2 separate regions of the Homo sapiens genome follow, and region 2 is linked to region 1. The links are chromatin loops, found by intact Hi-C in ENCODE. Cell type or tissue: endothelial cell of umbilical vein. All regions are shown on one strand. Links, peaks and the distances in the headings refer to the core of each region. The heading gives the core; the rest is flanking DNA. Region 1 overlaps MYOF (myoferlin). Region 2 overlaps CEP55 (centrosomal protein 55).

Region 1 (6,719 bases), core at 1,734-4,233:
ATACTTTAAGTTCTAGGGTACATGTGCACAATGTGCAGGTTTGTTACATAGGTATACATGTGCCATGTTGGTTTGCTGCACCCATCAACTCATCATTTACGTTAGGTATTTCTCTTAATGCTATCCCTCCCCCAGCCCCCTATCCCGCTGACAGGCCCCGGTGTGTGATGTTCCCCACCCTGTGTCCAAATGTTCTCATTGTTCAGTTCCCACCTATGAGTGAGAACATGCGGTGTTTGGTTTTCTGTCCTTGTGATAGTTTGCTGAGAATGATGGTTTCCACCTTCATCCATGTCCCTGCAAAGGACATGTACTCATCCTTTTTTATGGCTGCATAGTAGTCCATGGTGTATATGTGCCACATTTTCTTAATCCAGTCTATCATTCATGGACATTTGTACACCCACCATCTTTTTAAAATCTTCACACAACAAAGCTAACTAGTAAGTGCTATGTTTATCTCCATTTTACAGATGGGGAAACTGAGGCTCAGAGAGGTTGAATAACTTGCCCAATGTTATACATGGTAGAACCAAGGTTCAAATTCAGGTCTTCCCAACCCCAGCCAAAGCTGACATTTTAATCCTGTGAACTGCAAAGACCATTCAAAATATTCTCCGACAGTACCATGAAAATGATAATGATTTGTCCACTTTTGAAGACATTTCCAAGATCACCAACTCAAAATTCTTCCCCTGCTCTGATTTCAATCACATTCATCATTAGCATCCTCAGCCCAGTTACTCCCTGATTTTTACAATCTGTCAGAGCTGCTCAATATCCAAGATAATGTAGTAGATTCTCTTTCCACCATCCTATTCTTGGTGCCATTTCGCAGAGCCCTTCTTCCATATCAGGTGACGTTTGTGTAGTTTAAAAGTCCTACCTCTTCAGTCAGCTGCATTAATTTATCAAGCCAGTCCTCAATTTCTGCCAGTGTGGACTTCACATCTGTGGCTTCCGACCTCATCCTCACAGCCGCCTCATGTATTTGGGAGAGAGACCTGGACCGCAGCTTTCGGATCTGAGTATCGAGAACTGTGACGTTGGCTTTTCCTTCTGTGAGAGGCAACGTGTATCTAGAAAAATGAAGAAAAAAAGAAACAGAGGATTTGAAGAATAACCTAATTTTAGGCTTCAGAACTGTCAAATACATTTATGTTGGATTTCCATCTTGCAAACCACATCAACCTCCTAACTGAATCTACAAGCACTGCCTGGTTTACGCTGGAGTAGAGTGTATCTGGCATTGCCAGAGCAGACCTGCCGGTCTCTTGATGTTCATAAGGAATACAGGGAGATTAAAATCCCAAAGCCATTTTAGGCCTTAGGGTTTAACCTACGGCCCAAGGAGTCACTGGAAAGAAGATGGAAACAGTGGCAGCTGAGAGAAACTGGCTTTCCCTTCTTTTGCTTCCTAGAATCATTTTACAGAACCACAAAATGATGGAAGAAGAAGGGAGGCTAGAGACCATTTAGCTGAAGCATACTTAACTTAGGGAATCCTGGGCCTTTAAGCAATCTATGGGTGGGTCTCGAAGGTCTGTGAAACTCTGGAACTTATAAAGAAAACTGTGTCTATCTGTGTCAACACGTAGTGTGATGTAATGATGAACATAGGCTTTGGAGCCAACAACCTGGGTACTAATCGTGGCTCCATTCTTTACTAGTTCTATTGTCTTGACCAGTCACTTACTTCCTTGTCCTCCTATTTTCAAATGTGGGACATGCTTTTTAGGGCTGTTGTGAGAAGGAAATGAGTTGCTGTATGGAAAGGATTTAGAATAGTTGCATAGCAACGTCTAAACAATGTTGCCATCCTCATCATCATCTCGTTGTCATCTTTATTATCACCATCATCTCATCAGATTCTCAAAGGGGCCCATGAACTCCAGAAAGATTTATGAACCAACCATGTAGGCCAAATCTCCATTCAATATGAGAACTTGGATGTGTTGTGATGAGACCCCCAAGGGTTCCTGAGAATGGCTGAGCTAGAGCCAGAATTAGCCTTCTGCTGCCAGGCCTTGCCTCCCACCATGGCATCTGGTGGGACACAGGGTGAGGATTTCCACCAGGTTCACGAAGCTCTGATTCACAGTGTCCTTACCTAGAATTTCCACTCACTTGAATTTCACCTAGCTTCTTCAATGAAGAAAATCCTAGCACAACTTCCCTTAGACACTGAATTTCCTGTTACATAAAGTTTAGAAAGATTCCAATTTGATTCCTCAAAAACAGCTCATATCAGAAGTATAAATAGATGACTGTGGTTTGCTCTGCAAATCTTAAAATTCACAGACAATTTCTCCATGAAAGTTATTACCAAATGTTTCTGTTTGGTTTCATAAATAACTACGGCATTGTATTTGAAGGGTTAATTCCCCAGAGTGAGACTTTGAGGCAAAAAGATATCTGGAAGCTGTTAGTTCAAAAGTCACACTTGGGGCCTTGAACAAATAGATGTCTACTGTGAAATACATGGCAGGAAGAGGGGCTGAGTTGGCAAACCCAGCTCTGGGCATCAGATATGTCATTTCTCCTCTTTGGGCCTCTGTTTTCTCATTTACAAGATAAGGAGACTGAAGGACATGATCCCTTAGGACCCAGCTCTAACATTCAGAACTTAAACAAGCACCCCAGCAGTACTTTGATTTTGGTTGCGTTTCAATTACCTGGCTTTACCACTAGGAGGCACAAGAAGACAGGGTGACTTAGGGTGTTAGCCCAGTGTGGGGAATAAAGGCCTTTTTGCTTGTGGAAAGCATTCAATATGCTTTTCTTTCGGAACTTCCCTGTCCACTGCTTTATTAACCAATATTTAAAATGAGTTTGGAACGAATCACTTCCCCCTTTGATTTCCATATGCTAAAAGATCTGAGCTGTTTCCCCGAATCAGTTATGAAAGGTCCGCTGGTTCAAGTCAAATCTACTGGTTTTGCCTAACAGAGGCTTGGCCACAGTGTTCATCAGGCATTCAGTAAAAGAGCAAGTAAAAGGGCTGTTTCTAAAAATATGTTTATGAATTAGAGATATTGTTCTGAATGGTAAAATCAATGCTCCACTCCCAGATCCCATTCTCCGTAGGAGCCAGAAGTCACCCTTCTCCAGGGTGGGGGTCATTCTTGGGTTGATGAGAAGCAGAGGCTCAGGCTTGCTTCTTTCTCCGCTCCCCATCCCTTGCCTGAGGCTGCCTGGGACGTGCTTCTGGGAGTGGGGCCTCAGCCTCCCTAGGCTACTTGAGAACTGGCACCAAATCAGAAAGTGGAGCTTTTCCTGGTGGTGATTCAGGCACTCCTCCCAGTGAGGACTTTTTACGAAGTTTGAATAATTCAAAATCACTTCTTAGACAAACACTAGAAACAATTCCACAGGATTTACAGTCTTAGAATTTCAGGGAGGAGCGCCTGGATGAAAATTCTGAGATAGGCGTAAGATCACTGTACCTCGTGTCTTCTATAACTTCATCTATCAGCTTCAGCCACAATTCAGCCAGCTGGTTTGCAGGAATTTTACCTTGTATCCCTGATTTTAGAGCTTCTATATTTGTTTGCTGAAGAATTTGAAAAGAGAGGAAATAATTGATAATTGTTCATTATGCCATTATACCTTTTCATATAGTTTAACCTGTGAAATCATGTAAATATTTTTGTATATTCAAAAAACAAATAAAATGAAACCAGCAAAGATAGGAGAGGGAACCCTAAAGTGGAATATAACCAGAAATAAAACAGATCTAATTACATTTCAGATGAATAACATAATTACACTAAACTAACCCAAGTAACTTTTGGAACACAGTATTTTGACTATGTACACTTTGTTAAAAGGCAGAAAAAAAAAACCCATAAACATATTGAACTCTAATTAGTAGGCTTATTTTTCACAGTGGTTTATCTACAGATTTTAGGATTGAACCAAGGAGTAAATATATTGAGGATAACAAAGGCCAGATTTCTCACTGTTGGAGAAGAAAGTTAGAGACATAGAAATACAGAGGACTAGGATAAACCTTGTGGTATTGGACTGGAATTGGAAGTATCTTTATGAAGTCATAGCTTTTAATATATTGATAGATATAGAAATAAATAGACATACATGTGTCTGTGCAAATTCGTTTGCTGAGAAGGCCTAGAAGCAATGATATTTCAGTAGTAGTGAGCACTGTATACCCAGATTTTGTTTCTAAAATGCTATTCCCCACTCAAAGGAAAAAGCTGCTTGGAGAAATAGCGATTTACGGACTGGGGCAGAGAAAGTACAAGATAAGCTCAAAACATATGGTTCTATTCCATTGAGCACCTGCCAACAGAGAAGTTGAGGAAGAGCCTACCATGACTGTCAAAAGTCCTAATCAGGGAAAAGGGAAAGCCACCATCCTGTCCAGATTAGGCAGCCTGGTCAGTGGAGAGAGCTGATAAGAAGAACCAGGATGAAAATTGCTGAAGAGCATCTCAAACACAATTAGAACACAGGTGCAACTAATTCTCCACAAATGCCTTTGAGATGTACATTGCCTATCAATTGCAACTTTATTTTCAGGACAGTTATGATTAAGTCAATTTAAACCTATAGTTATCCTCCCAGATTGCCTTTATAACATAAAATGATATTTCAGATTTTGCCGTCGAGTTTTAGATCAAGTATACTCCTGAAACCCCATATGTTTTGGTCCAGCCCTGGTAGAGATTAGATCTTTAAAAAATTAATATTAACATAATGTTGAAATCAAAACACCAATGCCAGATGGATTTTAGCACTACCTGATAGGAGTAACTTAGTATATGTGTATATGTGTGTGTGTATGTGTGTGTGTGTATATATATATATATATATATATGTATATATTTATCTTTTTAGACAGAGTCTCAATTTGTCCAGGCTGGAGTGCAATGGCGCCATCTTGGCTCACTGCAACCTCCGTCTCCCGGGTTCAAGTGATTCTCCTGTCTCAGCCACCCTAGTAGCTGGGATTATAGGCTCACATCACCATGCCCAGGTAATTTCTTTTGTATTTTTAGTAGAGACAGGGTTTCACCATGCTGGCCAGGCTGGTCTCTAACTCCTGATCTCAAATGATCTGCCCACCTTGGTATCCCAAAGTGCTGGGATTACTGGCGTGAGCCACTGCACCTGGCCCAAGTAACTTAGTATTTTTGCTTAATTAGAAATATCACAGACATATCCCCCTTCTCCTCACCAATCTAGTTGACCAATGTCAACTAGACAGATAATCACAGATATCATATGTATGCAGTTTTCACCCAAGGAAATCCCCAACCTCCAAACAAAAGAAGTTCCTCTAGTCTGCAGCAAGAGTGGAATGTGTCAGACACTGGTTCCTCAAAGCTACCTCTTCCTGCAGTGGAGATTTCCACTGCAAAGTTCTCAGAGTTTCATATTGCTATTGGAATGAACCATTCTCTCTACACAAAAATTACGGCAGAAACTATGAGTTCCTGTTCCACCCCACTCCTACCTTTTTAATCCTCCCCTCTTCCAAAGTAAGAAAATTTTTATCTGGGCATATGCCTGCCCAGGCATAAGACTAACATTTTCCACCTTCGTTGGAGTCACATGTGGCTGTATGACTGGATTCTGGCCAGTGGAAAGTGAGTAGAAATTAAGAGTATGACTTCTGCATCCTTCCCTTCAAGAGAAAGGCCTATGTCATCTTCTCCCCACTGTTTACCAGCCCTCCCCTCAGGCTGGAGGGCAGATGTAGTAGTGAGCTGCCTCTACCATGCAGACAATGATAACTCCTGAGTGATGGCAGAGCAACCGGGGGTAAGAGCCTGGGTCTCCAATACCACTGAACCTCCATACTAACTTAGGACCATCTACCTCCACTGTTCCTAGAGACATTGCTCTTACCTTATTGATCACTGTACTAAGCACTTTCTTGTGTTATAGTGGCCTGGCCTCCATCCTAATACCTAATTCACCCTGCTTGGTGAAAAGGAAATGCAGAAAAAGAGAAACTTACCAGCCGTTCTGCCATAGCTAGGAGAGTGTTCACCGCATCCAGGCGATGACTAATATCCTCCCAGTATGAAGTCAGGGTAACAACTGGCTTGGTGTGGGCCCAAGGCAAGTAATAATAGTAGTTGCCTGGTATAAAACATTGGGGGTCAATGAACACTGAACACTTAAAATAGACAGCATGTTTATTAAAGAGATGTGCAGACTGAGCTGCTGATTAATCCACAGGCTTGGGGAATAGCTTGAGGTGGTCTGGTTCTTTAATTTGACTCAATTAAGCAACTGAAGACTAGGAAGCTCTTTTTCATTCAGGCTGTTCTGAAATTTTCTCTGAGACACCCTAGTAAACTGAGCACAGCAATCTCAGGATCGTTTAGTGATTCAGGGCCATGCATCTGAACATCAAAGATGGTTTCTTAACGTGGTAGTAGAAAATACAGATGACATAGGAAGCTAGACTGAACATGTTAGTCCCTAAAAACTGTTATTCTAAATAAATGTTTTTGTTGGAACTGGGGCAAAAGAAAAGAATTTTCTGTTCTTGGAAAGCTTTAGCTGGCTACATAGGGTTTGGTACTAGAGCCTTACTGTGATTAAGAATTATTAGCTGATGTTTCCTAGGATGTCTTACATTTTAAAACTGCTTGTACAAAAATTAAGTTAAAACTCTGGCAATACTGTTGGGAAATTTGATCAGTATTCCTCTCTCCCTTCTCTGTACTCTCAAACCATTTGTT
Region 2 (2,500 bases), core at 1-2,500, 130 kb after region 1:
CCAAAAGACAGTTTTAATAGGCGTTTCTTGCTCTTAAATTCAAATATCCGAATTTTAAGCATAGAACTTAGGGAAGATAAATAATAATTGTTTTAAAATTATTTTGTCTGCAAACATTCAAATTAACAGAAAAGTTACAAGAATGAGTATGATAACATATAATAACATATAACGCCCATATCCCCTTTACTAAAATTCAACCGTTGTTAACATGTTACCCCATTTTGCACTCTGTTTTTCCTCTTTCAACCCTCACCCACACACATATACATGTAGTATTTTTTTCTGAACCATTTGAGAATGAATTGTACATATCCACAGCCGTTTAAACCCATATACTTCAATGTGTGTTTGTTCTCCCATCCAAGTACTAAACAGACTCAACGCTGCTTAGCTTCCAAGATCAGCCAAGATCAGGCGCGTTCAGGGTGGTATGGCCGTAGACTTCAATGTGTATTTCTTAAGAACGAGGATACTCTTGCCCACAACTATAGCACAGATAGCAACTTTAATAAATTTAACATGGATACAATACTTCTATAATCTACCATTCCTACTGCAGTTTTGTCAATTGACCCACATTTTTTATTCCTCCAGTATAGGCTAACATTTTAATCTACGTTGGTTGGAATTTTTGTCTACAGAATATTTAGTGGATTCTTGTCAAACCTGGGCGAAGACCTTTATAGCATTCCACAGGACTTTTTTTTTTTTTTTTTTTGAGACAGAGTCTCACTCTGTCGCCGAGGCTGTAGTGCAGTGGCACGGTCTCAGCTCACTGCAACCTCTGCCTCCCTGGTTCAAGCGATTCTTCTGCCTCAGCCTCCAGAGTAGCTGGGATTACAGGCACCTGCCATTGCGCCTGGCTAATTTTTTTTTATTTTTAGTAGAGACGGGGTTTCACCATGTTGGCCAGGCTGGTCTTGAACTCCTGACCTCGTGATCTGCCTGCCTCAGCCTCCCAAAGTGCTGGGATTACAGGCGTGAGCCACCATGCCCGGACTCCACAGGACATGTTATTTTGCCCACTTTTGTTCTACATTTTTATTGGTAACTTGGAGGAAATTGTTAAATGCATGCCTAACAAACGTATAGATGACACAAAGCTGGAAGGCATATCTAATGCAATGATGTTTGACTCTAAAAACTCAAAACTAATACAATCAATATTTATGATAGCTATCAACTCCGTGTATTGATACTGATAGAAAGCCGATGCACACAGTGAGAAGAGGTGGCATAAGGAAATGTTTATTGAGGGAACATCGCCATCATGTGGCCTTTTAGAATACTACCCCTTGAATCTTCAACTAACATGTATTTTTGTTTCTCATACTTAAGTGATGTATGGTTCCTTTTTTTTTAATTAATTAATTTATTTTTTTGAGATGGAGTTTCGCTCCGTTGCCCAGGCTGGAGTGCAGTGGCACAATCTCAACTCACTGCAACCTCCACCTCCTGGGCTCAAGTGATTCTCTTGCCTCAGCGTCCGGAGTAGCTGGGACCACTGGCGCCCGCCACCATACCTGGCTAATGTTTTGTATTTTTAGTAGAGACGGGGTTTCACCATATTGGCCAGGCTGGTCTCGAACTCCTGACCTTGTGATATGCCCGCCTCGGCCTCCCAAAGTGCTGGGATTACAGGCGTGAGCCACTGCACCCAGCTGGTTCCTTTAAAAGAAAAGAAAAATAAAATAAATAAAATAAAATTGGGCTGGCGCAGTGGCTCACGTCTGTAATTCCAGCATTTTGGGAGGACAAGAAGGGCAGATCACCTGAGATCAGGAGTTCGAGACCAGCTGGGCCAACATGGTGATACCCCGTCTCTAATAAAAATACAAAAAAGCTGGGCGTGGTGGTACACGCCTGTAATCCCAGCTACTCGGGAGGCTGAGGCAGGAGAATTGCTGGAACCCGGGAGGCAGAGTTTCCAGTGAGCTGAAATCATGCCACTGTATTCCAGCCGGGGCCACAGAGCGAGACTCCGTTTCAAAAAAAAAAAAAATTGGCCGGGCTCAGTGGCTCATGCCTGCAATCCCAGCACTTTGGGAGGCCAAGGCGGGCAGATCACCTGAGGTCAGGAGTTGAGACCAACATGGTGAAACCCCATCTCTACTAAAAATACAAAATTAGCTGGGTGTGGTGGCGCATGCCTGTAATCCCAGCTACTCGGGAGGCTGAGGCAAGAGAATCGCTTGAACCCGGGAGGTGGAGGTTGCAGTGAGCCAAGATGGCACCATTGCACTCCAGCCTGGGCAACAAGAGTGAAACTCCGTCTCAAAAAAAAAAAAAAAAAAAAAAATTTCATGACCATTTAATTTTGACTTAAATTATTTGTATTAAAATACTACTTAAATGTGGACAAATGTAAAATTTAGTATAAAATTAGGTATCTTTAGTATCTAACACACTATAATTTATAGGTATTTGGATATACATGTGCATTGTGAGTCATACAGTGCTTCCTCTCTTATCAAGTAAATTTAAATCTGATCCTGGG

What was found. Hi-C counts contacts between places; a loop is a spot of excess contacts. Peaks named below come from ENCODE experiments on the same cell type or tissue, not always from the same donor. Only the 100,000 strongest peaks of a DNase experiment are listed, where the experiment ranks them.
Region 2: it touches region 1 in a loop (11-fold over the local background); 30 of 110 quality-filtered maps call a loop at or near these places.

Annotation. Positions count from the first base shown.
Region 1 is chr10:93,373,877-93,380,595 of GRCh38, forward strand. MYOF (myoferlin) reads right to left here. Exons shown (of 54, transcript NM_013451.4): 21 at 5,987-6,111; 22 at 3,447-3,553; 23 at 887-1,079. Among named protein-coding and RNA genes, the nearest start is that of MYOF, 110 kb to the right of the region's middle. In endothelial cell of umbilical vein, for the core only: a CTCF peak has its summit at 2,685 (motif pointing right); DNase peaks (open chromatin) are centred at 2,705 and 3,265; H3K27ac peaks cover 899 bases.
Region 2 is chr10:93,510,236-93,512,735 of GRCh38, forward strand. All of the region lies in intron 4 of CEP55 (centrosomal protein 55), which reads left to right. It also overlaps the pseudogene RNA5SP323. Among named protein-coding and RNA genes, the nearest start is that of CEP55, 15 kb to the left of the region's middle. RefSeq lists a silencer at 1,117-1,411. In endothelial cell of umbilical vein, for the core only: no CTCF peak of the experiment used is centred there; a DNase peak (open chromatin) is centred at 1,246.